Regions from separate parts of the Homo sapiens genome. Here region 2 is linked to region 1. A link is an interaction called in ENCODE POLR2A ChIA-PET data of the cell type or tissue named here. Cell type or tissue: CD4-positive, alpha-beta T cell. All regions are shown on one strand.

What was found. Peaks named below come from ENCODE experiments on the same cell type or tissue, not always from the same donor. Only the 100,000 strongest peaks of a DNase experiment are listed, where the experiment ranks them.
Region 2: POLR2A ChIA-PET joins it to region 1 with 5 read pairs; 16 of 35 experiments call an interaction of 5 or more read pairs at or near these places.

Annotation. Positions count from the first base shown.
Region 1 is chr14:68,778,751-68,781,250 of GRCh38, reverse strand. It overlaps LOC107984709 (a long non-coding RNA gene), which reads left to right and starts at 1,054. Exons shown (of 2, transcript XR_001750793.2): 1 at 1,054-1,169. RefSeq lists an enhancer at 1-473. In CD4-positive, alpha-beta T cell, no CTCF peak of the experiment used is centred here; DNase peaks (open chromatin) are centred at 250 and 1,080; H3K4me3 peaks cover 2,291 bases; H3K27ac peaks cover 2,462 bases.
Region 2 is chr14:68,299,476-68,301,975 of GRCh38, reverse strand. All of the region lies in intron 8 of RAD51B (RAD51 paralog B), which reads right to left. Among named protein-coding and RNA genes, the nearest start is that of RAD51B-AS1, 380 kb to the left of the region's middle. In CD4-positive, alpha-beta T cell, no CTCF peak of the experiment used is centred here; no DNase peak of the experiment used is centred here.

The sequences.
Region 1 (2,500 bases):
CCAGCATGGTTGCTGGCATCGGTGTTCCCTCTTTTGGTGCCTTGTTTTCTGAGAGATACTGTCCATTATGATTAAACTGCATTCTAGCAGTTCCTCTCCATTCAAGGAAGTCATTTATTCCTGCGATTGCAGGGCTCAGAGGGGGAAAAATGGTAGATTCTCAGAGCTCCAGCCAGCAGCAGAAGCCAGCAAGGGAGGAGGAAGGAGGCACGGCCAGATCAGCACAGCCAGCGCTCAGATCCTCCCCCAGCTGCCTCAAGCTGGGGGAAGGAGGGCAGGGCTCTGAGGCTTCCTTCATTGGCTCAGGAAGGCCTGTCTCCTAAACAGTTTTTCTTCCTTTGTTGCTAACCATTTTACTGGGCCAGCCTAGAGGGCTCTGAGGCATTAGGAGCAGCCAGGCAGTTGGTTCAGTCAGACTATTAGACTTGGGTAAAAGCTGAAATAGTGCCAACTTTGGTGTTGTCCCTAACCCCTGCTTCTCTCTGTGCATCCTGTAGCTTTTGGGTTGGTTTGGAGCAGGAGCTGCATCTTCCCACACAACGGATGACACCTGCAACCCAAACAATGTGCCCACACTTGAATGGAAACCCCTTCAGCAGCGTATGGTGCTGGGGACCTTCTGGGGAGATCGCTGGAGTGCAGGTTCACATGAAAGGGAGTTAGGGAGCTGGGTTTTCTCTTCATAAGTATGCACTAACTATCTCTGGAGGCTTAGAAGTCCATCCCCACATACAAGCAAACCTGGGGCTTACGCATTGTTGCAGCTGCCACCAGTTTGGAGGCTGAAGGGAACAAGTCCTACCCTGGCCATTGCTTGCTGATGAAACTTGATGGTCACTTTCTATTTCCAGGCTTCCATTTTCTTCTCTGTGAGATAGAGGGTGGGAGCCAAAGAGTAGTTTGTTTCATGATTCCATGAATATCTTAGAAAGCAAAATGCACAGAGCCAAATTTCCTTTGCCATGCCGAATGACAGGGCAACGGAACTGGCAGTGTTGTTGCTATAAAACCCCAACTAGAGTTACAGACGGAAGGGAGTTGGTATGTCCTGTCACTGATGTCAGGTGACTCACACAGACGGGTTTGGGACTCTAGAAGCTGGCTGTCGGAACATCCTTTGAAGTGGTGGTTTTAAACACTTTTATGAACTGCAGGCTGAATGTGAACATGTAAGTCATTCTCCTGGTATGTCGTATTTTCCCAAACACGCTATTTCAAATTGAAGCATTGCAGCAACTGTCTTAATTTAGGATGTGCTTTGCATTTGAACATGCTACTTATTAGCTGACTGGTTTTTGTGATGCTCAGAGAATGAGTTACTGAAGTTTGAAGTCACAGGGAGGCAGATTTTGGCTCAGTCCGGGGAAGACCTTTTTAAGACACTGAGCTGGCCTTTGGAGGTAGTGGAGTTCCTGTTGTTAGTAATGTTCAAACAAAAGCTAGGTGTTCCCCCTACCCGACTCTCCCTCTCCTGGGTTAGGGACATTGCAGAGTGATTCTCTGACATCCTATCCAAAGCAGCCCCCTCCTCCTCACTCTCTATCTACCATTCTGGTTTAATATTTCAGTACTTATTACTCTCAGAAAGTGCCAAGTTCATTTAATTCTTGACTTGTCTGTCATTATCTCATCCAGCTTGAAGGTAAATCTGGTGAGGCAGGAGCCTGGGCTCTTGTTAATTTTTTTGTTTTGTTTTGTTTTGGTTTGAAGCAGAATCTCACTCTGTCACCCAGGCTGGAGTGCAGTGGCTCGATCTCGGTTCACTGCAACCTCCACCTCTAGGGTTCAAGTGATTTTTCTGCCTCAGTCTCCTGAGTAGCTGGGACTACAGGCGCCTGCCACCATGCCTGGCTAAGTTTTGTATTGTTAGTAGAGACAGGGTTTGACCATGTTGGCCAGGCTGGTCTCGAACTCCTGACCTCGAGTGATCCATCTGTCTCAGCCTCCCAAAGTGCTGGGATTACAGGCATGAGCCACCGCGCCCAGCCTCCTGTTCACCGTTCTATTTCATGTCAACGCTGATGCCTGGCACTCAGCAGGCACTTACCTACTGAATGGATGATTTTTCTATTGGTACAGGTGTCATAGCTTCTAAGAGCCCACGATTCTAAGGGATTAGCCCTTCAAAAGCTGGCTGTGGGTGTTTGAGGGAGCCGTGGTGTCCTGAGGTTAATGAGTAGTGGAATGAGTATTAGGAATTGGACATGTGGCCCCTCTCCGGCTGTTTGTCCTGGGGTGAGTCACCCGACCTTTTTGGGTCTCAGTTGCTTCATTTGTAAAAAGACAGAGTTGAATTCAGTTATCTTCAAGGCTCCTTCCAGCTGGACTATCTTGTGATTCAAGTACTCTGTGTTTGTACTCACTCCTCTGTTCTCAAACTGTTTGTTCAACTCTCTTTTATTAGGGGTTCTAGGCCTGTCGAAACTGAAAAAAAAAAAAAAAGTAGCCCTGGGAAGCAAAGAGTAAATATTATACAAGTGCAAATGAATTACTATTGTAT
Region 2 (2,500 bases), 480 kb after region 1:
TCAAGCACTTTTCTAAGATGTGGAGATCCAGCACTGAACAAAAGTGACAAAAATTCCTGCCCACAAGAACTTACATTCTGGCCAAGCGCAGTGGTTCACTCCTGTAATCCCACCAATTTGGGAGGCCAAGGCAGGTGGATCACTTGAGGTCAGGAGTTTGACTAGCCTGGCTAACATGGCAAAACCCCATCTCCACTAAAAATACAAAAAAATTAGCCAGGCGTGGTGGTGCATGCCTGTAATCCCAGCTACTCAGGAGGCTGAGGCATGGGAATTGCTTGAGTGTGGGAGGTGGAGGTTGCAGTGAGTGGAGATCATGCCACTGCACTCCAGCCTGGGCGATGGAGTAAAAGTATGTCTCAAAAAAAAAAAAAAAAAAAAAACACACAAACAAAAAAAAAACCTCACATTCTAATGACCCTAAGACAGGACTTTCTGCTGGTTTACCTTAGTTTTGTAGTATCCAGTCAAAGGGCAAGAGCTGTTTCCCTCAGTTCTAGTTTTGTCCCTGAAGGAGGAAGAAACTTCTTCCTGGCTGGCCTTGGATCCACCCCTTGGTCTCTGGCAGCCACTTATCGACTGTTGTTTGTTTTCTGGGGTCTACATTGAAAGATTTCAATTGCTTATTCTATCTCTGGCCTAGAGTCCTACTCAGAAGGAATTTATTTTGAGGCTTTTCTAGCTTCATTTACCTAAACATCATATTTTAAAACAAAAAAACATTTGTCTCCTTAAACCTGTCCACTGGATTTCTTTCATCCTCTATAGCTGGAGATGACAGTGCCAGGAAATGTGATTACCTTAGCTGCTTTGATGAGCCTATTAGATGGAAGTATGGTTAAAAAAAATCAACATCATAACCTAAAAAGGCCTTCTATTAAAGACGGGAACCTCCACCTTCAACACACACACATACACTGCACATATACACATATACATTTGCTTTTAACCCACAAAACTCAGACACTCCCCTGAGGGTAGAGAGTAATTTTGCTCTTGTATACCGTAAATCATGAAAAGGATGTAACTAACAGACACAGAGTTCTCCACTGCACATATTTTAGTTATCCAGCTGCCCTCTTGTCTTCTCTGGCTTCCCTTGCTCAAGCAGTGGATAGATCATGGCTGACCATGGGGACAGCCTGCGCTAGCTAATGTGCCTCTGTTATATGTCCCTGAATATGAGGTAACTTATACATGGTTAAATTTAGGCCTCATATCTCACCAGATAATAATAGTTTAGAGTAGCGAGTGGATTCTGGATAAACAGAAGAGACGTCTCTCCCCTCCTGAAGACAAATTCAAAGGCTGATTATTGGTATAAAGAAAATTAGATCAAGGAGGAGCCAGGTTACCTGGGGCTAAAAGAAAATATTTTTACATTTCATTTTTAAAACAGTATATTGGCTTGATGGCATGGACTAGTGATAGGTAACTTCTATCAAAATTTTTATTTGAAAGGAGAGCGCTGGGCGTGGTGGCTTACACCTGTAATCCCAGCATGTTGGGAGGTAGAGGCAGGAGGATTGCTTGAAGCCAGGAGTTTGAGACCAGCCTGGGCAGGATAGCAAGACCCTGTCTCTACAAAACAAAACTGAAAAAATTAGCCAGGCATGGTGGTGCATGCCTGTAGTACCAGCTACTTGGGAGGCTGAGGTGGGAGGATCACTGGAGCCTGGGAGGCCAAGGCTACAGTGAGGGCAATGGAGTGAGACCCTGTCTCTAAATAAATAAATAAATAATAAATGGAAGAAGGAGAAGATGCTGAGAATGAAAATGACTAAAGGGGTCAACAGAGCTACACAGTCCTACTTAACAAACTTATAATATCTGCTCAGCTGGACAAAGTCCTTCTATTAGATGTTATGTTTGGGTATTTACCTCCCTTCAAAAGGAATCTGTCCTTCATATATAGCCCCTTATAAGAAAATGCCCCCCATCAATGGACCCTGCTGAAAGGATAGGTGTACTGGCCATCTTCTTTACTGTTATGGCTGAATGGATGAAAAGGCAACCCATGAACACAATTACTAGGTGTGAAAGATAAAATGGGTCAATTAGATCATAAAGTCAAGTGTCAGTGTCATGGAAAGGCAAGACAGAGATGAGATAAATGAAGAGAATAACCTAAGTTTCAACCTTCCCAATACCCATGTGATCTGGCTGTCTTTTAGTTCCTATTTATACATAGTCATGATAATCTCAATTGTATCCTTACAAAAGAGCTTAGTGGATAAAAATGTACCTCTGGAGCCAGTCTCCCTAGGTGGAAATCCTGACTCTGCCACTAATTGTGTAGCCTTCTAAGCCCCAGTTCCTTCATCTACAAAATGGGATAATTAATACAGTTGTCCCTCAGTATCTGCAGGGGAATAATTCCAGGGCCCGCTGCAGACACCAAAATCCATGGATGCTCAAGTCCTTTATATAAAATGGCACTGTATTTGCATGTAACCTACACACATCCTCCTGGATACTTTAAATAATCTCTAGATTATTT